Regions from separate parts of the Homo sapiens genome. Here regions 1 and 2 are each linked to region 3. Evidence: chromatin loops called from intact Hi-C (ENCODE). Cell type or tissue: ascending aorta. All regions are shown on one strand. Each heading gives the region's core, and the rest is flanking DNA. Links, peaks and the distances in the headings are about the cores only. Region 1 holds the start of LOC441239. Region 2 holds the start of LOC105375330 (a long non-coding RNA gene). Region 3 holds the start of ZNF107 (zinc finger protein 107).

Region 1 (8,376 bases), core at 1,873-6,872, 220 kb before region 3:
GAGGACAATGAGAGTCATTGAAAGGCACAAGTAGGTGAGGGATGGATTGGGCTGCTGGTTTGAAAGTGCAACATGGAGCTTCCTAAGGCACAGGCAGCTTGGAGGCAGAGAGGCCAGTGAGAGGCAGGAGCAGCAGCCCAGGCTGTCACCAAGGAGGGGACAATGTGGTAAAAATGGAGAAATGCACATGGGTCTGAAAGGTTTAGATAAATGTGGATTTCAGCACCTCCTCTCCCACACCCCACTTATCAGCTGTGAACCTGGGGCAAGGCACTCTTTTCTGTGTCTTTATGACTTAGCTGAGGTGACCACTAAGTAGGAAAAGTGCCTGGCTGGTGATACATAATAAGTAGCTGCAAGTGGTAGCTTTCTTCCCTACCCACTTGAAGCAGAAATTGGTGACCAGTTTTTCTCTCTGAGTCATCCAGCTGGCACCAGAGAAATTCTGATGCTGCTTGTTCAGACAGGGCCACAACGATGTCTGGGTGACATGGCAAATCTGATCCTTGGACCAGTTTGGAAAAGATGGGGAAGGAGACAGAGCCAGAAAAACTGGGCCAGATGCCTGGATTCCAATCATACCCAGGCCTAGGCCCCTCTGGTTCTGGCTGTGCTGTGCCTGTCTGGGTCCTGAGCCAAGTGATACTTGGTTCTTACCCACAGGAAGGTCACCATAGACCAAGGAAAACTCACAAATACAAATACACCATCTTCTCATGCTGAGGCTTTATTAAGCCCCAGTGGCTACTCTGGGAGAGAGGTGCCATTGTCTCCATTTTAAAGATAAGGAAACCACAGCTTACAGAGAGATATGGCCAGAGTTGTCCAGCCTCGGAGTGACTGAGGCAGAACCAAAGTCATAACTTGTCCAGCTGCAAGGCTTGAGTTTTCAGCCTAGCCCAGAAGACATCATCCTGCCCAGGCCTGGCTGCAACCTCACCCACCTGTGACTCATTTCTGGGACCACTGGCAGAAAGAGGAGGCTCTATTTTGAGCAATGGGGAGCCCAGGCCAAGCACAGCCATCTGCCCCTGCAGAAATGAGTGGGGCTGAAAGCTTCATGGTTTCCAGGTTTTCATATCTACCCTGAGCCAACAAAGGCTTGTGGCTGTTGGCACACAGGCAAATTGTCCAACCTCCAGATGGAGCAGAGCAACGGTGAAGGAAGCCTGCTGGTTCTTGTCTCACCTCAGCCACTTCTGAGCTCTGTAGCCTTGCACCAGCCTTTGCCCCATCACTGAGCCTGTTTTCTGCCTTACAATGGGGACACTGATACAAACCACACACACAATGAGGATGAAAACAGATAACAGGTAAAATGACCTCACCTGCCAGGGAGTCCATGCTCAGAGGACTCTCATGCTCTTGGATGGAATATTTCCTCAGAGAAATAGAGCTTGGGGGTCAGGGACATGGGACCTGCCACTGACCTGCTCTGTGACTCTGAGACAGTGGCTTCCACTCTCTGAGCTCAGATCCCCACTGGGCAGGCTGCTCTGATCTTCTATGTCCCTGTGTTGGGAAGGGAGTTCGTCCTCCCCAGCTTGTCAGGGAACCCTTGGCCATGGCTGAGGGCAATCTGGCCCCAGTGCCCTGGCTTATTGGAACAGCAGGAAAAGGCAAACACAAAACCCAGACCGCAGCTGATCACGGAACCTGCTCTCCTTGACCCACAAGGATTTGTTGTGATCCAGCCAGCCTGTGACTCTGTCCACATGCTGCTCCTCTGCAGGGATGCTGCTGTTCACTCCTACTCTACTGAGACACGCAGATGTCCTGGCATGGGAGAATTCCCTCTCTCTCTCTCTCACACACACACACACACACACACACACACACACCCCTAACCTGCTTCCTCCAGGCTCCTAAATCACCTGTCCACAAAACCTGTCTTCAGCGGCCCCTTAGCCTGTGAGCTGCCCTCATTCCCCCTCACAGCCCTGAGTGAGGGTGTGCAGCCTCCTTGGGCAAGAGGATGCGGGCTCTGGGAGGCTGCGTCGCACATCTCCAGTCCCCACTGCAGGGCCTCTCACCGGCTGGGGCAGTGACCCCTGGTCGGAAGCACCTCAGTGCTGCTCATGATTGCAGAGGTGGCCTCACCAGATAGAGGGTCCTGGAGGGCGTGGGGGCTTGGTCTCTGACTGCCAGCAAAAGAAGCCGACATAGAGGCAGCAGGCGACAAACACTGAGGCAACTGACTTGCCCGAATTTAACCCTCAGGTTTTTTAAATAAAATGCAAGTGCAGGGGCTTGGGCTCGGGACTCCTGGAGCCCCGTGGGGCTGAGCGTGGATGGTGCTCGGTGTCCAGCTACACTCCCAAACCGCATCCCGAGCGTTTGCGGGGCGGAGGGGCCCCAGGGCGACGGTTCCAGAACAGACCCAGGCGGCTCCGGTCAGCAGCAGCCCCGCTGCTTTCCAACAGCGCGGGGACCCCCATCCCCGCCAGCCCCATCTCACTGTCCCTCTCAGGTCAGAGGAGACCGTAGAGGACCGCGTGGCACCAGGAGCTGCCAGGAACCAGGGCGACCTAGAAGAAACCGGGAACCTGGCGTCCCGCGGGGACGCAGCCCCAGGAAAGGTGAGGCCACCCGAGCCCGAGTGGGAAGGGGCTCCGCGCTCCTGGTCACCCGCAGGAGCCGCACGGCCCTGCCAGATGACCCCGGGCCGGACCCTCAGCACCAGCTGTTGGGGCGGAGGGGACGCGGTGGGTACGGCTCAGGCACCGGCGGGCGAGAGCCTGGACACTGCCGGGAGCCCGACCTCCCGGCCCTTTGCGGGCGGGGAGCGGGGCCAAGGAACAGCGCCAGCCCCTCTCCACAAGCCGGTGACCCCATGACTGCAGGGGCTGCCGCCGCCAGCAAGTGAGCTCAGCTCAGCCCGGGCGTCCCCTCCGCAACGAGGCCCGGATCCCTGCTTGGCTCCCGGAGCCCGGACTGTGCCTTCCGCAAAACGGCTGCGCTCTAGGTAGGAGAAACGTTCTTCGCTTCCTGCTTTGTGGACACTCGGTTCCTTGTAGGCGGTTCTGCTTGGCCCCTTGCCCTTATTAACCTTGACCACGGCGGCTGGGTGGACAGGGGCTGGACACCCTGGGCTCCACCAGAGTTTTCTCTTGCAGGGTGACTTGGACTCTGGCACTCAGGGCCTCCGTTTCCCTGGCAGATAGATGAACATGGCTTGAGCAACTTTGTGTTCAGACGGTTTCTTCTTTCCAGAAAGTGGCCTCCACAGTGCACTTCCCGGCAGCATGGAGTCGGCAGTGGCAGCGTTTCTATCCGGCTCTGCGGGGCTGGGTGTGAACGGGACTCTCCCATCCCGCTGTCCTCCAGGAGCCGGACCTCTCACCCCGAAGACTTTGCCGAAGACGCGGCCCCCTGGTCAGGGGCAGAAAACAGATCCAGGCCGCCCCGCTCCTGCTGGGTGGTGGAGAAGGTGGAGGGCGGGCAGGTGCTAAGTGCTACTGTGAAAATAAAAATCATCATAATAAAGAACGAATGGGTTTCGTATCTCTTAATTCTCACCATCAATAGGGTATTCGTGGGCCCATTTGACAGAGGAGGAAGCCACCTGGAGAAGCTCCCTTCCTTGAGAGCCAGGCCCTTCCCTGTCCAGCCCCGTGTCACCTGCTTCCCTTACAGCTCGCTCTCTCTCCCTCTCATCTTCATAACCCGCTTCCCCCTGGGAGCAGGAATTTGAGCTCAGAGGTGTTGAGCAGCCTGTGCGAGGCCACGGAGCTCACAGGAGGAAGGACCCCCATAGAGACAGGGACATCTGACGAGGGAGCGCCCTCCTCTGGCTGGAGGGTGGGGCAGCAGCAGCAGCAGCCAGGCTTCAGGGAATGGGGTGAAATGAGGGCCCCGGGGGCTCCCCAGGTGGAAGAAGCACAGGTCTGGTAGAGGTTCCCAGGTGACAGGAGTTTGAGTGAGTGTCAGGGAGGTGTGTGAGGAAGGTGGAGACAGGTCCCACTTGGGCAGGTCCTGCCTGAGTGCCAGCATTGGGGCTGGGACTTCTCAGGGATGGGGGAGTTTTCTGCCTGCCCTGGGGCTGGGGTTATGCCCTCCAGCGCAGGTAGGGCTTCCTGCTTCCCCCATCAGGATGCAAGTTCTGGATTCGCACAAGGGTGAGGAACCAGTGACCCACCCGACCACCCCTCTGAAATGGGTCAAGGGGAACCCTGGGGCAGGACACCCTGCTCAGAGTCAGAGCCCTGAACTATTAAGAAAAAAAAAAAAAAAGACAGGGCACGGTGGCTCATGCTTGTAATCCCAGCACTCTGGGAGGTCGAGGCGGGCAGATCATGAGGTCAGGAGTTCAAGACCAGCCTGGCCAACACAGTGAAACCTTGTCTCTACTAAAAATACAAAAAGATTAGCTGCATGTAGTGGCGGGCGCCTGTAATCTCAGCTACTTGGGAGGCTGAGGCAGGAGAATCGCTTGAACCCGGGAGGCAGAGGTTGCAGTGAGCTGAGATCCCACCACTGCACTCCAGCCTGTGCAACAGAGCTAGACTCCATCTCAAAAACAAACAAACAACAACAAAAACACTGCACAATGGAGCAGTTGTCCTTCATCCAGAGGACACTGGCCCTCTCCACTCACTCCAAACTACCAGAAGACAGGTTAGCATGTGCCCTGCCTGCCATGCAGGGCCACATGGAAGGAGGGAGACCCACGTGGAAGGAGATGATCATGAGGCCAGATGAGAACATGCAAAGGGCAATTGCAGGGGCTGGTCTGAGGTGTGGAAGGAGTTAAGTTGGTAAGGCAGGCTGTGCATTTTAGAGAAAACTGCCTGTGTCAAAGACTTGCACGTGCACACATTCACAGCATGGCCTCCACTTCATCCATCAGAAAATAATGATAGACCTAGCTTTGCACACACACAGGGATTTGATCCACATGAGACCTCAGTCCAAACCAAGTACCGACCATGGAAAAGTAGTCTCCATAGGGTCCCCAGTGTCCTTGGGACATAACACCTTTGTGAGGAATAAGTGAAGGGACATCTGTAAAGTTCTTGGTGTCGTGCCCAGCCTGGTAAATGCCCAGCACAGATCTGCTGCCACTATCATAATGTGTGCAGGCCAAGGGAGAAATGGACAGAAGACTTCCACATGGGGACCATGCTCATCTCTGGGAGGCAACATTGGTGATGATGTATGTTTTCCATTTTCATTCTCTTCTGTGGTTTCCTTCTTGTACCACAAGAAGGTGATATGAGCATCAATTACTGTTTTGATGGAAAGTAAAAAGCATCGTAGGTCACCTCATGCAGGTGTGCCCAGGTGTGAGTTCCTTTCGCGTTGAGAACTCCACTGTACCTGGCTTTGGTTAAGATCCTTCACCACCTTGGTCTCAGTCTCCTCAATTGTACTATGGAGATTGGGGATTACCTCTGACAGGTGATGTGTGAGGGTTAAGTGAGATGACAGTGGTTGAGTTTGTGAGTGCACATTGACTCTGCAGGCTCAGTGCCACTGCATCAGATTATAATGGCAGATTTCTTAGCCCTGCACCAGGTGCCCAGTAAACATGTAGCGATGGTCAGTTTATATTAGTAGAGTTAAATTTTCTCCACCAAGTGCAAATTTAGTTTCCTCTTCTGTGCCTTTTGTGACAGTGAGCTCACTTATCTTACTTTCCAGATGCAGCAGAAATGCCTACATTCTGTCCAGCTCCATTCTGCATCCTGACATGTCTACCCCACCCCACTTTAAGGAGAAAACCAGCTCAGTAAGGTGAAGTAACCTTCCCGGGGTCACACAGCAAGCAACAGTTCAAATGTTCTGGGCTCATTCAACTGAGTAAAGGAGGCCTCTTCAGAGCCTACTGTGTGCTGAGCTGGGCCTGTGAACCTTATTTCTTCTTCAAAACTGCTCTGCAACAGGTGGCTGTGTCCTCACTGAATAAGTGAGGAAGCTGCCTTGCAGAGGTGGAAATCCAGAGTACCTAGTCAGCATCAGTGTGGTTTCCCCCACCTAAGCCTGCATAATTATCACAGTAGCTACCTTTCTGGTATCAGTCTCCCTGCTTCTGCCCAAGGCCCCTGCAGTCTTTTCTGAGCTCAGTGGTAAGCCAGAGTGATTTGTTTAAACCAAGATCTTAGCCCTGTGAGAATTTGAGTAATGAAAACCATGCTGGTCTAGGAAGAAAAGAGCATCAAGATCTGATCTGGGCCTTCCCTTTCCTTCTAACTTTCTCATCTCCTCCACTCCCTCCCAGTTGATGTCTGCCTTGGCCAATGGCACTGTGGCCCCAGCACCGCCTTACCCATCTTTAGAAGCTTTTCCGTGGGCGGGCTTCTCATATCCAGTGAATCTTTTGTGACCCTGTCCCTCCTGCATCACCAAACCCCAGATCCCCTATTATGCCTCCTCACTTCCTCTCCTTCTCTCCTGTAATTGCTTCTCCCTCTAGTCTCAGTATTAACCCAGGGCGACCTAGAGGTCTGGAGGTGTAGGTGCGAAGTGACCCTGGGATGAACACACACAGATTCATGAGACTCTGCAATTCCTAAAGGGTAGATAGTGGGACCTCATATCACCAACGTGAGGACTTTCCCACAGGACAGGTGACTTAATGAGTAGCAAATGTGACCAAGAGGTACAATTTTACCAGGCAGACAGTGAAGGGGCAGAAGAGAGGAGGGCTGGAATAACCTTTTCTGTTTTCTGTCTGATCCATTTATCTCTGTCCTAACAGAAGGCCTGCAGGAGAGGCAGTGACTTGTTTAAGGTCACAGCACCTTGGAGGAGGCAAAGCCAGGACCACAGAGAGGGCTTGGGGAGGCCTTGGGGCACTGTTGACGATTCCTAAGGCTGGCTTATCCCTGCCTTCTCCTGGGATCGTGGGACTATCCCGTGGATCCCCCAGAGAAGAGGAGCAAGAGTCCAACGCCGACACGTGTCCACAAAGGTCCCCTGGTCCACCAAGAGGGAGAAACTTGTCACCAGGCAACGGTGGCATACACTGACACGCGAGCCAAGGCTCACCGCTCGCGACAGGTGTCCCGCGACTGGCGCATGCGAATCCGCGAGGCAGGTGCTGGGGCCAGGCTGTCAGGGCTGTCAGGGCTGTCAGCCTGCCTGAGCAGAGGAAAATGGGAAGGCAGAGCCGGCCTAGTCTAGGGAAAATGCTGCCTGCGACAATCACTGTGGAAGCCTAAAAGTAACTACCATAGGGCATCCTCGGGCCGTCTCATTAGTCGGGTCCCGCTGGAGGAAAAGGCGATTCGAGAATGTGAGGTGGGCGCTGGGAACTTCTCTTTGGACTCCATTCCCGAAAGAGTCTGTGTGCAAGAATCCGGTCCCAGGGAGAAGGGAATACAGTCTGGTGAGTTGTTGAGGGATCTCCGGGTGATGGAATCATACCTGAGACCCCAGAGGAGGGTGTCAGTGGAAGACTGTGAGGCCTTTGAGCTCACTGCCTCCGTTCATCCAGGGCCCCCCAGGGAGTCCTGCTTCTCAGCGCGGCTGTCTGGGTAAGGCAGGAACGACAATAAAGGCAAGTCCAAGACGGAGAAGAGGTCTCACACCTGGAACTGGCATCCAACAAGGACACATAAGGTTGAGAGAGAGTTTCAGAAACCGTCTGGGGTGATTGCAAGACTGAAACGGGTGCCCAGGAGTGCTGTTGAGGGGCACTGTGGATCCCCCATGAAAGCAAAGGGAAATAAAGGCTCAAATGGGAGAATGAGAGGGTTTGTGCTGGAGTCAAACCCATGTTCATGGATTCTTGCCAGAAACCCAAGAGACTCCTGTAAAGTGCAAAAAATCCGGCCCCCCAAAATGAGACGACTACCCACAACCTGGAGTGCAGCCAAACTACTGAAAAACCCTTGAGATCCCTAAAATCCCTGGCAAGCAAAAGATCTGTGGTGAGAGGCACTCACATACAGCAACAGCCCAAAGACCAACGAAATCCACAATGAGAAAAGACGTGCAGATGAAATGAAAAAGAGCCTAGAATATTAGGCAAAAGCCAGACTTGGCAGCCTAGGTCCCATCATATAGGAATCATGCTGCAATCCTATAGAAGTGGGAGAACAAGAGTTTCGTTGTTGGCGGATGTAACAGGAATTTACTGTTCCAAAAGTATCACAGCTGCCTAGTCCGCAAAACGTGACAGTGTTTAGACGGAAACACTCATACAATGGTCCCCATGAGGGTCGTCCTCTGTGAACAAGGAAAGGTTTACTGTAGAAGCCTTTGAGCCAGACCAAGGAAACTCTAGGCCCACGAGAAAAATGGAAGTCAGGAAAAGAGGAGGCCGGGGTGCAGGACACATCACGCCCAGCCTCAGTCCATTCAAACTTCATGTGGCTCCGGGAATGACAGCCGAAATTGGGAGATGGCCAGAATGGTCAGGGTTTGCTCCAA
Region 2 (6,456 bases), core at 10-5,009, 370 kb before region 3:
AATATATGAGTTGAAATAAACTAGTGAGCTATACATTTCTGATATATACCAATTTACCAATCAACAGGAGGGGAAGAAATCGCTCAAATGTGACTACTGTTAACAAACATCTAAATATCAGACATAGTCTCTATTAAAATCGTAACCTATCCATTTTGAAATCATTCCTTCGACTTTTATGTTTTTAATCGCCCCATTAAAAAAAAAGCAGCCACTTTTAAAAGTAAATTCCCCCCTTTTTCAAAGTAACTTGCCTAGGAAAATGTAATGCATTAAAATAAAACATAACAGACAAACCAATTACAACATTAAAGAAAAAACTAAAATGATGAGTAACACAAACCAATCGCTCCAGTTTAGCAAAGGGTGTGTTTTTAATCTGTTGTGGGTATCCTATTATACTAATAGGCAACAACGTTTAAAAGTCATCCCAATGCCTAAAACACCGCCATATACATAACATACTTGTCCTTTACTCCAATGAAGCTTAAACTAGACCCAAACTCAGACCATTTCCTTCTCCTGGCACACTGAAACATACGAGAGGGAATCCAAGAAATCAGATATGTTAAGTGCTGGTATCTTCTTCCACAGTAGGGTCAAATTTGTGTTTGCCAGCTAATGTCACCGTCCCAGTAAGTCTGCAAATTCTCACTAGCGCTGGAGTGCAAAGAGGCCTGACCACGGAAACACCTGTCCTAGCACCAGGAAAACAGTGGGAAAGGCAACCCCGTCTCCGCGCCGGCCCCAAAGCCTCGGCTGCAGCGATCGGGGGAACAAGAGGCCCGCTGCCGCTGGTCTCACGGGTGCGGCGGACAAGGTCCCACACCCCCGGCCCGCCTCCCGAGAACCAGGAAACCTGTCAAGCCAGCCTGCACCCACCCTCCGCAGCCCCCTCGCGCTCCTGCCCAGCCCGGCCCCGGCCCACCCGACCGCTCCGCGTCCGCCCCGGCCTCCCGGCTGCACTCTGCCACCTCATCCCTCCCCGGCTGCCTCGCGGCCCCGCCACCTCCGCCCCGCGGCCTGGGCTCATGCCGCCCCCCGGGCAGGAGCGCCCCGCCGCCACCCCCCACCCGGCCCCGACCCGACCCCGTAAGTTCCCCAGCGGCCCGGTCCCCGCCGCCCCCAGGCCTGAGCTCCCGCCGCGCGCTCCCCACCCCGAGACTCCGCCCTTGCCCCGCTCGGCCGCTCCCGGCCCACTCCCCAAAGCCGGCTACCTGGAGGCAAGGGCGACGGAGCACTTCACCCAGGGCCCCAGGTCGCAGAGGGCCCGGTGCTCGGGGTCCCGCTCCTTCTGCCTCTCCACATGGTAGGCGTAGATGGAGAGCAGGATTCCGGCAGCGCACACTGCATACCGGGCCACCCGCTCCCACCGCGGCACCGACACGCTCAGCAGGACGGCCGTCGCCATCCTGCCGCCGCCGCCACCGCCTCCCTCCGCCTCCACCGCCTCCCTCCGCCTCCACCTCAGCCGCCGCCGCCCGTCGGGACCCGACCCAGCTGCCGCGGCCGCCGCCGCGCCCCATTGGCTCGGTCGCCTGCTCCGGGCCCCGCCCCCACAGGCGCGCGGCCCAACCGCCCCGAAAGGAGTGAGCTGGACGGGGCGGGGAAAGAGCGGGCGGGCGCGGAGGGTGGGGGCGGAGTGCGCAACCGCCGGGGAGGCCGGATCTGCGGGCGGAGATTGAGGCGACGCGCGCGAGGGGTGGAGCCCGGGGGAGAAAGGGGTGGGGCAGGGGCGGGGCAGGGTAGGGGCGGGGCCGAGCGCGCCAGTGCGGGAGGGACTTAGAGGAGCGGTGCAACTAGCACCTTGCAAGGATGCCACTGTGGGTGACTGGGCGAACCCTCGGCCCCTCCCTCTGGGGATGGCAATCAATTGCCATCCTTTTTCCTTTTTTCGTTGTATTTTTCTGACCCAATCCAAATCAACCCTGGCCAGTGCTTGGAGCTCCAGAGACACACACCTATGACCTGATCTTCCCACCACCACCTCCGGGGACACTCTGTTCGACCTGTGCAAAACTTTTTTTTTTAATGTGCAAAACTATGTTTTAAATTTAAAAACTATTTTTAAAAAATGATTCATGGACCGGGTACAGTGGCTCACGCCAAATCCCAACACTTTGGGATGCCGAGGCAGGTGGATCACTTGAGGTCAGGAGTTCAAGACCAGCCTGGCCTACATGGTGTAACCTCGTCTCTACTAAAAATACAAAAAACAAACCAAAAACAATTAGCCCGGTGTCGTGGTGGGCGCCTCTAATCCCAGCTACTCGGGAGACTGAGGCATGAGAATTGCTGGAACCCGGGAGGTGGAGGTTGCAGTGAGCCAAGATCGTGCCACTGCACTCCAGCCTGGGCGATAGAGTAAGAGTCTCAGAAAAAAAAAAAAAAAAAAAAAAAAAAGATTTACGAATGCCTTGCTTCTCCGTAAGCTGAATTTGAAGTTGCTTACCATAACTCATATAATATAGAAAAATAAAGATGAGCTAATACAATCAGGATGAAGAAAAAGAAAAGTCAGAATAAAATGAAAGGCCAGGAATAAGAACACAGATAAGCAGGCCATAGGGGCTTACATAGTTATTAAAATTGCATCATAAATTTGGCTCTGAGCTTCCTGGTGGCCAACACTAAAAGGAAAACAGATGTATGTGCTTTTTCTCACTGTCTTTAAGAAGAAACACAGTGTTCTTGGAGATTTTCAGTGTTTCCCTGGTTGCAGCTTTCAATTTTTCAGGGGCTTTATATAGTGATTTTGAGTAATAAGCAATATCCTTGTATTCGTTATCTATTCTTGGGTAAAAATCACCCCAAATTTAGCAGTTAATAAACAATAAACTTTTTTTTCCCTCACAGTTTCCATGGGCTAGGAATCTGGGTGAGGTTAGCTGTGTCCTCTGGCTCAGGCTCTCATGAGGATACAATCAAGCTGTCAGCCAGGGCTGCAGCTCTCTCAAGGCTTCAGAATCCTCTTTCAAACTCACTTCCACTGCTGCTGGCAGGCCTGAGGTCCTCTCTGGCTGTTGGCTGGAGACATCATTTCCTGTCCACTTCCACCTCTTGGTAAGAAGCAGCAGGCTTACCCCGGGGAGAGGGAGGAGAAAGAGGAAGAGACAGAAAAAGAAAATGAGAGTGAGATCACAGTCCTTTTTTGAAACCTAATCCCAGAAGTGACATCCCATCACTTTTACGTAGTCTATTGCTACTTAGAAAATAGTCTCTAGGTCCAGCCAGTCATGGTGGCTCACACCTGTAATCCCAGAATTTTGGGAGGCCGAGGTGGGTAGAGCACCTGAGGTCAGGAGTTCGAGACCAGCTGACCAGCATGGTGAAACCCCGTCTCTACTAAAAATACCACAATTAGCTGGATGTGGTGGCACATGCCTGTAAACTCAGCTACTTGGGAAGCTGAGGCATGAGACTCACTTGAACCTGGGAGGTGGAGGTTGCAGTGAGCCGAGCTCACACCATTGCACTCCAGCCTGGCTTACAAGGAGAAACTCCATCTCAAAAAAAGAAGAAAAAAAAGAAAGAAAGAAAGAAAAAGAAAATAGTTCCTAGGTCCAGCCCATGCTCAGAGGGAGAGGATTACACAGGACATGAATATGAGGAAGCTATCTACCACAGTCCTCAAAAACATCTTCGCTCTGCCCGGGTGGGGTGGCTCACAACATTTTGAGAGGCTGAGGCAGGAGGATTGCTTGAGGCCAGCAGTTCAAGACCAGTCTGAGCAACATAGGGAGCCCTGGTCTCTGCAAAAATATATACAAAATTAGCAAGGTGTGGTGCATGCCTGTTGTTCCAGCTACTTGAGAGGCTGAAGGGGGAGGACTGATTGAGCCCAGAGGGCTTGGGGCAGGGGTGTGGACTGAGGCTGCAATGAGCCAACATTGCCTCACTGCACTCCAGCCTGGATGACAGAGTGACACACTGATTAAGAAACAAAAACAAAAACAAAAAACAAAAACCTTACTCTACATCCCTAATGATTTTAATAAATCTAAGTGGACTCCTGCATCTTCCCTTCTTATAGATTCCTTTACTCAGTTGATGAGATCTCTTGATCATCTGGCTTCTTTCATCAATAGGTCTGGGAGGTTTACCCATGCTATTGCAAATAGTGATTGTTATTTTTCATTACTGTATAATAGTCCATTATAGTAGATATCCACAATTTTACTTGTCCATTCTACTACAGATGGACATCTGGCCCATTTTTAGCTATCATGAATTAAATTGCTAACAACATTCTATAAATGACCTTTGATGCCTCATAAGCCCTCACTTATTTTTATTTTTATTTTTTAATTTGAGACAGAGTTTTGCTCTTGTTGCCCAGGCTGGAGGGCAATGATGTAATCTCGACTCACTGCAACCTCCACCTCCCATGTTCAAGTGATTCTCCTGCCTCAGCCTCCCAAGTAACTGGGATTAGAGGCATGTGCCACAACGCCTGGCTTTTTTTTTTTTTTTCTGTACTTAGTAGAGATGGGGTTTCACCATATTGGTCAGGCTGGTCTCGAACTCCTGACCTCAGGTGATCCACCCGCTTTGGCCTTGGGATTACAGGTGTGAGCCACCATGTCTGGCCCCCATATATATATTTTGAATGAATGAATGGGCACTCAAAAAATGTTAGCTACTAGTATTTTTGCAGAAACAATAGGCCCACAGCAAATATCTTTTCCCAAATAAAAAGGAAGTCCTCACCACAGAGATTAATTATTTCACCACTCCAGAAAAAAAAAACAAAAGCTTTTAAAAGAGTGTTTTGAGGCAGAGCACAGTGGCTCACGCTTGTAATCCCAATGCTTTGGGAGGCCAATGTGGGAGAATCGCTTGAGGCCAGGAGTTATCAACCAGCCTGGGCAACATAGCAAGACCCCATCTCTACAAAAAATAAAAATACAACATTAGCCAGGCGTGGGGGCACACACTGTAGCCCTAACTATTCAGGAGGCCGAGGCGGAAGGATTGCTTGAGCCCAGGAGTTCAAGGCTACAGTGAGCTAAGATCACGCCACTGCACTCCAGCCTGGGTGACAGAGAAAGACCCTGTCTCTAAAAAAAAAAAAAAAAAAAGAATGAAATCTTGTTTTGCCCTCTGTTATCTGAAGTCCTTCTGCTTTCCTGAGGATGTCAGCATCCATGTGGATGAGCATGCAATTCGCCTGACTCATCATCCCACGTCTTTCTCAGCTCTGATGACCTTTGCTTCCACTCCTCAAAGCCGCCACAGGAATGGCTCTTGTGATCCTTTTGGATGGCTAGATTTCTGAAATCTTAAACTCTGACATACTTTCTACTTGCCCTCTGTGGCAAATTCTATATTCCAAGGTGGCTGCAACAAGTTCTGCCATCCCATGTGTTTTTTAAATTTTTTATTTATTTATTTTTATTTTTATTTATTTATTTTTTTATTGATCATTCTTGGGTGTTTCTCGCAGAGGGGAATATGGCAGGGTCATAGGACAATCGTGGAGGGAAGGTCAGCAGATAAACAAGTGAACAAAGGTCTCTGGTTTTCCTAGGCAGAGGACCCTGCGGCCTTCCGCAGTGTTTGTGTCCCTGGGTACTTGAGATTAGGGAGTGGTGATGACTCTTAACGAGCATGCTGCCTTCAAGCATCTGTTTAACAAAGTGCATCTTGCACCGCCCTTAACCCATTTAACCCTGAGTGGACACAGCACATGTTTCAGAGAGCACCGGGTTGGGGGTAAGGTCATAGATCAACAGCATCCCAAGGCAGAAGAATTTTTCTTAGTACAGAACAAAATGGAGTCTCCTATGTGTACTTCTTTCTACACAGACACAGCAACAATCTGATTTCTCTATCTTTTCCCCACATTTCTCCCTTTTCTATTCGACAAAACCGCCATTGTCATCATGGCCCGTTCTCAATGAGCTGTTGGGTACACCTCCCAGACAGGGTGGCAGCCAGGCAGAGGGGCTCCTCACTTCCCAGAAGGGGCGGCCGGGCAGAGGGGCCCCCCACCTCCCGGACGGGGTGGCGGCCGGGCGGGGGCTGCCCCCCACCTCCCTCCTGGACGGGGCGGCTGCCGGGCGGAGACACTCCTCACCTCCCAGACGGGGCGGCTGCCGGGCGGAGGGGCTCCTCACTTCTCAGACGGGGCGGCCGGGCAGAAACGCTCCTCACCTCCCAGACGGGGTCACGGCCGGGCAGAGGCGCTCCTCACATCCCAGACAGGGTGGTGGGGCAGAGGCGCTCCCCACATCTCAGACGATGGGCGGCCAGGCAGAGACGCTCCTCACTTCCTGGACGGGATGGCAGCCGGGAAGAGGCGCTCCTCACTTCCCAGACTGGGCAGTCGGGCAGAGGGGCTCCTCACATCCCAGACAATGGGCAGCCAGGCAGAGACGCTCCTCACTTCCCAGACGGGGTGGCGGCCGGGCAGAGGCTGCAATCTCGGCACTTTGGGAGGCCAAGGCAGGCGGC
Region 3 (8,376 bases), core at 1,723-6,722:
ACAGAGTCTCGCTCTGTTGCCCAGCCTGGAGTGCAGTGGTACACTCTTGGCTCACTGCAACCTCTGCCTCCCAGATTCAAGTGATTCTCCTGCCTCAGCCTACCGAGTAGCTAAGACTACAGGTGCCTGTCACCCACACCTGGCTAATTTTTCAGTAGAGACGGGGCTTCACCATGTTGGCCAGGCTGGTCTTGAACTCTTGACCTCAGGTGATCCGCCTGCCTCAGCCTCCCAAAGTGCTGGGATTACAGGCGTGAGCCACTGCACCCAACCAAGGGAAGGAAATTTTAAGGTGCTTACATTTCATACCTCAGTAAGAAATGCAAAGTATTTATTTCTTTCAGACGATAAATGTATTATTCTATTATTTTCATTAAAAATTAGGTAGTAATCAATTAGTCATATGGGATTAGTAATCAAGAAGTCATACTTCTAGGAGGTACCAACTTTCATCTCATAAAATTTAGCATTAACCAGCTGGGTGCAGTGGCTCATGCCTGTAATCCCTTGGGAGACCAAGGCAGGCAGATCACTTGAGGTCAGGAGTTCAAGGCCAGCCTGCCCAACATGGTGAAACCCCGTGTCTAATAAAACTACAAAAATTACCTGGGCATGGTGGTGCATGCCTGTAATCCCAGCTACTTGCGAGGTTGAGGCAGGAGAATTGCTTGAGCCCGGAAGGCGGAGGTTTCAGTGAGCCGAGATCGCACCACTGCCCTTCAGCCTGAGCAACAGAGCGAGACTCCATCTCAAAAAAAAAAAAAAAAAAAAAAAAAAAAAAAAAAAATTAGCGTTATCCTCACAAATCAAGATGATAGGATATAGAACAGAGGTATTTACTGTAACAAAAGTACCCTGCAAAAAGAGGAACTGATGCTTTCATAAATCTATGTAACTCATCAATTATCTACCACATTTTCTTGTAAAAATGTATTCATTTTCTACAGTCAAAATGGAAGAGAGGTTTTTTTCCTTTTTGTTTCCCTGCTAGCACTCTAAAAACTAAGCCTTGGAATACCGTTGGACATCACCCAGCCATAAAAAACACACCTGAGTAAATTCCTAAACTAAGTCTGGGAAAGAAAAAGGTAAATGAGAATTCTTAATAAATGGAATATATGATTAGATATTATTTTTCTCTGAAACTCACCTCTTTTATGCTCTGTAAATATTTTCTTAACTTTTAAATCATACTAATAAAATGCAAGTTACAGTTATAAAACTGAAATCAAAATAAGTGAACAAATCTTTTCAAGGTGACAAACCCAGGGAGTGGCGGGGCTGATTAGAAAACAGATGTGTCTGATGAGTTCATGGCCTTTGCAGGGACATGGATAAAGCTGGAAACCATCGTTCTCAGCAAGGACAAAAAACCAAACACCGCATGTTCTCACTTATAGGTGGGAATTGAACAATGAGAACACATGGACACAGGAAGGGGAACATCACACACTGGGGCCTGCTGTGGGGTGGGGGGAGGGGGGAGGGATAGCATTAGGAGATATACCTAATGCTAAATGACGAGTTACTGGGTGCAGCACACCAACAGGGCACATGTGTACATATGTAACAAACCTGCACGTTATGCACATGTACCCTAAAACTTAAAGTATAATAATAATAAAAAAAAAGAAAACAGATGTGTCTGACTCATGTGTCAAGTCAGGCCACCCAAACACTAGATTCTCCTACCCCATCCTGCTCATTTAAGTGCCCAATGACCACCCTCTCTGTAGACACTGCCCTATGCCTCAGTGACTACTCCAAGTGCATTTCATTTTGCAAGTTCTTGTACCATCTCACTGGGGTCAAGTTTGATTTTTTTTTTTTTTTGTCTTCTGGAATACTATTTTTTCTTTCACAAATCTTAGAGAATCCAGGGGGCAGAAATTATTTCTGAGTTTTCCTCTCAATACCAGCATCTGATTGGCTGACCAGCAATGTACCTCTGAGAAATGGAAGTCGGGTTGAGTGAACACAATCTTAATGCCTCAAAGGGTTAGCTTTCCAAAGGAAGGGTATACCAGGAGATTCCTCTCAGCCCCAGGGCATCCACCTGCTCCCTTGAGAGGCTACACTCCAACCTCAGATTGTCCTCTGTCTCCCATTCCCAGATACCCAGAGTTCCATTCCAGGCCAGGAGCTGAAATTTACTAGAGATTCTAGCATACACAGCCACAGTTGATATCTTGATTTATCCCCAGACAGTACTGAAACCCAGGACCAGGAGAAAACCGAAAGGTGGCTGAGGACACATCACCCTGTAAAGTTTCCAAAGGGAAACCTTGACCCAAAAACATTCTGATAAGATCTCTGCGCCTAGGGAAGATAAAAGGAAAATAGGCACAGACTTTTTTTTACAATACAGTGTCAGGGGATTATTTTTTGTTTTCTTCTCATTGGAAATATTTTCAAACAGCAAACAATTTGTTTAAAGTGCCACCCAATAATTTGTCAACAATGATTAATTAAAATACAGTATCTAAAATGTACACTAAAGGACAAATAGTTGATAATGTGAATTAGGGAGGGGAAGCTGGGATTTGGGAATGTCAAAGGAAACTGGAAATTTAGCATTTTACTGAAAGTCAGTTAGGCTAAAAGAATGGGGAATAGGGAGTAGTCTTGAGACCCTGCTTGAGACACGTGAAAGTTGCAGGGGAAAATCTGTCCCCTGTGGAGTGTGAAAATAACTAAATGGCAGGCAATTAGACTGAGGTGGCTCTAGTCCCAGGGTTTTTACTTTTTAAAAAATCTAACTCAAATGCTTTTTTTTTGTAAATTACTACATTGGGGAAAACAAAATTTAGACTTAATCAACCATGAACTGCCAATTAAGCTCTGATTACGTGACCAGAAAATTTCCACCTTCATCTAAAACTAAGAAACTACGTAACTCTACCTAACCAATTATTGAGTTTGCTTTCCTTTATCATGCACCTTCTAAAAGTCTTTTCTTCAAGCCCCTCCCATGGAAAATAAACTACAAACCACAGCTGGGTGCTCTATAATTCTTCAATTACTCTTTGATTAAATTCTTTAACATTTTTGTGGTGACTTCCATAGATTTTTAAGAGAAAAAAGATGGACTAGGAACCCCACAGACTAAAGCTTTTCCCATTCATGAACCCCGCATCCCGAGTCAGGATTCTCCCCTGATGACCCTCCCGGCATCCCTGCACAATCGGGGAGAGATGCCGCGCTGCGGGTGCAAAGCCGCCCGGAGAGGGCTCCAGGCCAGGGCACAGTCACTGAGCAGGGAGGAGACAGGACGCCCAGGGTCCCGGCTGTCAGCCCAGCCGCCATCTTACGGCTGAAGGGGACTGAGGACCGAGCTGCGCCAAGGAGAACTCGGGGCCGCGGGGGACTGAGGGCCGAGCTGCGCCAAGGAGAACTTGGGGCCGCGGACTTTGGAGGCCCGAGTCCAGCCACAGCCACTTCCGATCGGTTCCAACCAGCCCCTCCCCCTCTCTCGGGATGTCGGACCCAGCACTCTCACCATTTCTAGGTTTCCAGGGAGTCCCGGCGTCTTAGCTGTGGATCTCCCAATATCTGCAGGTCACAGGGACACAGAGGCTGGGCCTCTAGGAGCAGAGGACACTGAGCAGTGAGGAGGAGAGCAGGAGCTCCGGCTGCAGCCAGAGACAAAGGCCCCGCCAAATCCCGGAAGCCGTCCTGTCCGCTCCAGCTGCGTGCCTGATTGGACGGTTCCCAGCCCAGCAGTCCTGATTGGATAACGTTTGCTGCCCTGCTCCCTCAGGCCCTGAGTGACAGAAGCTGTGCTCAGATGCTGGGCTGGAAGAAGATAAAGTGAAACCTAAGCTGCAGCCTTTTCAGGCAGGGCTCCTCCCTGAGTTGAGCCAGGTCCACCCCAGAAGGCATTTGCATTTAACCTGTATATAAAGTCATATGCATTTATAAATAATATATTATGTGGCTATTCACACATGAAAATAATATAACAATTATTTTAAAATTCCAGATTTTATGCCCTTTCTGAATTCTGGTCCTTTGAGCAGGCCGATTGAGAGTTTAAAAAGGAGGCAATCCTCTGAAATAAAACGTGAGCCACATGTGTATTCTAAATTTTCTAGCAGTCAAACTTCAAGAAGGAAGAAGAAGGCCAGGCGCGGTGGCTCACGCCTGTAATCCCAGCACTTTGGGAGGCCGTGGTGGGCGGATCACGAGGTCAGGAGATCGAGACCATCCTGGCTAACACGGTGAAACCCCGTCTCTACTAAAAATACAAAAAATTAGCCCGGCGCGGTGGCGGGGGCCTGTAGTCCCAGCTACTCGGGAGGCTGAGGCAGGAGAATGGTGTGAACCCAGGAGGCAGAGCTTGCAGTGAACCGAGATAGTGCCACTGCACTCCAGCCTGGACGACGGAGTGAGACTCCGTCTCAAAAAAAAAAAAAAAAAAAAAGGAAGGAAGAAGAAACAGGTGGAATTCATTCTAACCATTTAATTAACCCACTATATCAAAAATATTATATTAATATCTGAGCAATATGTAATTATTAATAAAGTGTGTATATTTTTGGAACTAAATCTTTAACTCTGTATTTTACCTTTCTAGCACATCGCAGTTCTGACCAGCCACATTCCGGACACCCAGTAGCCATACATGGCCAATAGCTGTCACATTAAAGTGCAGCTTTGACAACAGGGGTTTGAAGGGCCTGAACATTCCTTTTCTGCCAGAGGTGAGGGAAGAGCCTCTCCCTACCAACATCTCTCTTCAGTTCTGAGGTGGAACAGACCGTGGCCATAAAAAGAGCAGAGGACAGCAGGAATAAAATAACCTAAGGTTGTTAAGAATTAATGTAATTAATATGTATATAATTAAAACTACTAGATGTATGAAAAACAATTCTGCATAGAGAATGTATAAACAAAAGTAAAATATGCTTTTAAGGAAGAAAGTTAGAAACATTTTATCTAGTTTGAAATTACTTAATGATTGTTTCAAATTGAAAAAAGAAAAAACCAAAAATATAATATAAAAAGTTGAAAAATTTATTATAATAGACTATAAAATATTTATGAAAATCTACAGTAGCCAAAAATGACACATTTGATGGATTTATTTATAAGGTTTTATTAAAGTTAGCTTTAGTATTAATAATACAGTAATACAAAAGTAAAAGTTGATTTTCTTTTGAACAAAAATTTTACATATCAATATGACATAGTACAATATTTTTGTCCACCTTTTGAATAAATTTTAAAATAAAGAAAGTAAAAAAGAGAATTTTTCTCATGCAGTCTTTCTCAGGTTTTTTGACTGGAAAACTGAATCTCCTGTATCAAACAGTAAATGATTTTGTTTTTAAAATCTTTTAATTATCACTTTGGATAAATAAATGACTATTATTTTATGGTGATCTGTGGTCCTATTTTAGTGAAGTGTTTTAACCCTATGACATATTTGACAGGCTTCCCAACATCAAATTTTGCTTTAAAAGTGTCTTTTTTTTACACCCCAAACTTTTGGATGCTATAGAGTGTCAATGCAGCATGCAAAAGAGTGATAAACAGGCAGGGGGAGGCGGGCAGATCACCAGGTCAAGAGATGGAGACCATCCTGGCCAACATGATGAAACCCTGTCTCTACTAAAAATACAAAAATTAACTGGGCATGGTGGTGAGCGCCTGTAATCTGAGCTACTCAGGAGGCTGAGGCTGGAGAATGGAGAATGGCTTGAACCTGGGAGGCAGAGGTTGCAGTGAGCCAAGATCGCTCCATTGCACTCCCACCTGGGCAACAAGAGCAAAACTTCGACTGAAAAAAAAAAAAGTTAACTTACATGGAAGCATTATCAAAATAAAAATAATGTTTGCCAGGCGTGGTAGCTTATGCCTGTAATCCCAGGACTTTGGGAGGCTGAGGCAGATGGATCACCTGAGGTCAGGAATTCAAGACCAGCCTTGCCAACATGGCAAAACCCTGTCTCTACTAAAAATACAAAAATTAAGCCAGACGTGGTGGTGGGTGCCTGTAATCCCAGCAACTCAGGAGGCTGAGGCAGGAGAATCGCTTGAATCCAGGAGGCAGAGGTTCCAGTGAGCTGAGATTGTGACATTACTCTCTAGCCTGGGTGACAGAGCGAGATTCTGTCTTAAAACTATATATATATATTTGACCTCCTTCGACTTATATTTTAATAAATATGTTATTAATATTTATGTCAAAATTGTATGAAATTTCTAAAACTCTAATGTATCTGAGTATACGCTCTTATTCATAATTATGGTTATTATGATAAATTATTGTAGGCAACAGATATAATCAATTTCTTTTAATTTGTTTCTTTATAACCATGAAAGTCATTTCCACAGTTAATGGCTTAATTCTGATGTAGTTTCTAAAAACTTTAAAAGCATGAAAAATCCTAGAGTACTGTGTATTCAAGGAGGTTCATGAAAAGATGGAAAAGGCCCAGATGAGTTGAGCACAGATTTCTGATAACGTTAGAATTATATTGTTTGAATTAGGTAAAGATTGTGAGAATTTGGCCAGGCACGGTGGCTCATGCCTGTAGTTCCAGCACCTTGCATTTCTGTGGGATCAGTCGTGATATCCCCTTTATCATTTTTTATTTCAACTATTTGATTCTTCTCTCTTTTCTTCTTCATTAGTCTGGCTAGCAGCCTATCGATTTTGTTGATCTTTTCAAAAACACCAGTTCCTGGATTCATTGATTTTTTGAAGGGTTTTTTGTGTCTCTATTTCCTTCAGTTCTGCTCTGATCTTAATTATTTCTTGTCTTCTGCTAGCTTTTGAATTTGTTTGCTCTTGCTTCTCTAGTACTTTTAATTTTGAGGTTAGGGTGTTGATTTTACATCTTTCCTGCTTTCTCTTGTGGGCATTTAGTGCTATAAATTTCCCTCTACACACTGCTTTAAATGTGTTCCAGAGATTCTGGTACATCGTGTCTTTGTTCTCATTGGTTTCAAAGAACATCTTTATTTCTGCCTTCATTTCGTTATTTACCCAGTAGTCATTTAGGAGCAGGTTGTTCAGTTTCCATGTAGTTGAGCGCTTTTGAGTGAGTTTCTTAATCCTGAGTTCTAATTTGATTGCACTGTGGTCTGAGAGACTGTTTGTTGTGATTTCCATTCTTTTGTATTTGCTGAGGAGTGCTTTACTTCCAATAATGTGGTCAATTTTAGAATAAGTGCAATGAGGTGCTGAGAAGAATGTATATTCTGTTGATTTAGGGTGGAGAGTTCTGTAGATGTCTTTTAGGTCCACTTGGTCCAGAGCTGAGTTCAAGGCCTGAATATCCTTGTTAATTTTCTGTCTCGTTGACCTGTCTAATATTGACAGCAGGGTGTTAAAGTCTCCCACTATTATTGTGTGGGAGTCTAAATCTCTTTGTAGGTCTCTAAGAACTTGCTTTATGAATCTGGGTGCTCCTGTATTGGGTGCATTTATATTTGGGATAGTTAGCTCTTCTTGATGCATCGATCCCTTTACCATTACGTAATGGCCTTCTTTGTCTCTTTTGATCTTTGGTGGTTTCAAGTCTGTTTTATCAGAGATTAGGATTGCAACTCCTGCTTTTTTTTGCTTTCCATTTGCTTGGTAAATATTCCTCCATCCCTTTATTTTGAGCCTACGTGTGTCTTTGCACGTGAGATGGGCCTCCTGAATACAGCACACTGATGGGTCTTGACTCTTTATCCAATTTGCCAGTCTGTGTCTTTTAATTGGCGCATTTAGCCCATTCACATTTAAGGTTAATATTGTTATATGTGAATTTGATTCTGTCATTATGATGCTAGCTGGTTATTTTGCCCATTAGTTGATGCAGTTTCTTCATAGTGTCGATGGTCTTTACAATTTGGTATGTTTTTGCAGTGGCTGGTGCCTGTTGTTCCTTTCCATATTTAGTGCTTCCTTCAGGAGCTCTTGTAAGGCAGGCCTGGTGGTGACAAAATCTCTTAGCCTTTGTTTGTCTGTAAAGGATTTTCTTTCTCTTTCACTTATGAAGCTTAGTTTGGCTGGATATGAAATTCTGGGTTGAAAATTCTTTTCTTTAAGAATGTTGAATATTGACCCCCATTCTCTTTTGGCTTGTAGGGTTTCTGCAGAGAGATCCACTGTTAGTCTGATGGGCTTCCCTGTGTGTGTAACCCGACCTTTCTCTCTGGCTGCCCTTAACATTTTTTCCTTCATTTCAACCTTGGTGAATCTAACGATTATGCGTCTTCGGGTTGCTCTTCTCGAGGAGTATCTTTGTGGTGTTTTCCGTATTTCCTGAATTTGAATATTGGCCTATTTTGCTAGGTTGAGGAAGTTCTGGATAATCTCCTGAAAACTGTTTTCCGACTTGGTTCCATTCTTCCCGTTGCTTTCAGGTACACCAGTCA

What was found. A loop is a pair of places that touch in the nucleus more often than their neighbours do. Peaks named below come from ENCODE experiments on the same cell type or tissue, not always from the same donor. Only the 100,000 strongest peaks of a DNase experiment are listed, where the experiment ranks them.
Region 1: a loop joins it to region 3, with 2.6 times the contacts of the local background. A loop is called at or near these places in 2 of 110 quality-filtered maps.
Region 2: a loop joins it to region 3, with 6 times the contacts of the local background. A loop is called at or near these places in 4 of 110 quality-filtered maps.

Annotation. Positions count from the first base shown.
Region 1 is chr7:64,883,655-64,892,030 of GRCh38, reverse strand. LOC441239 reads left to right here and starts at 1,931. Exons shown (of 3, transcript XM_011516745.3): 1 at 1,931-2,579; 2 at 2,844-2,965; 3 at 3,214-3,694. The coding sequence starts at 2,292. The coding sequence ends at 3,694. It also overlaps a transcript of ZNF273 not described here. RefSeq lists enhancers at 1,532-2,248, 2,967-3,684, 3,685-4,403. In ascending aorta, for the core only: a CTCF peak has its summit at 3,793 (motif pointing left); DNase peaks (open chromatin) are centred at 2,949, 3,259 and 3,786; H3K4me3 peaks cover 1,767 bases.
Region 2 is chr7:65,033,327-65,039,782 of GRCh38, reverse strand. LOC105375330 (a long non-coding RNA gene) reads left to right here and starts at 1,522. Exons shown (of 6, transcript XR_927607.1): 1 at 1,522-1,589; 2 at 2,857-3,063. It also overlaps the pseudogene LOC441241 and the pseudogene CCT6P3. RefSeq lists silencers at 1,482-1,791, 5,555-5,755. In ascending aorta, for the core only: a CTCF peak has its summit at 1,909; DNase peaks (open chromatin) are centred at 822, 1,602, 2,132 and 3,062; H3K4me3 peaks cover 1,847 bases; H3K27ac peaks cover 1,442 bases.
Region 3 is chr7:64,661,409-64,669,784 of GRCh38, reverse strand. It overlaps ZNF107 (zinc finger protein 107), which reads right to left and starts at 3,652. Exons shown (of 4, transcript NM_001282359.2): 1 at 3,500-3,652. The coding sequence starts at 3,502. RefSeq lists enhancers at 3,325-3,444, 3,465-3,614, 3,765-3,914. In ascending aorta, for the core only: no CTCF peak of the experiment used is centred there; DNase peaks (open chromatin) are centred at 3,264 and 3,724; H3K4me3 peaks cover 2,393 bases; H3K27ac peaks cover 1,507 bases.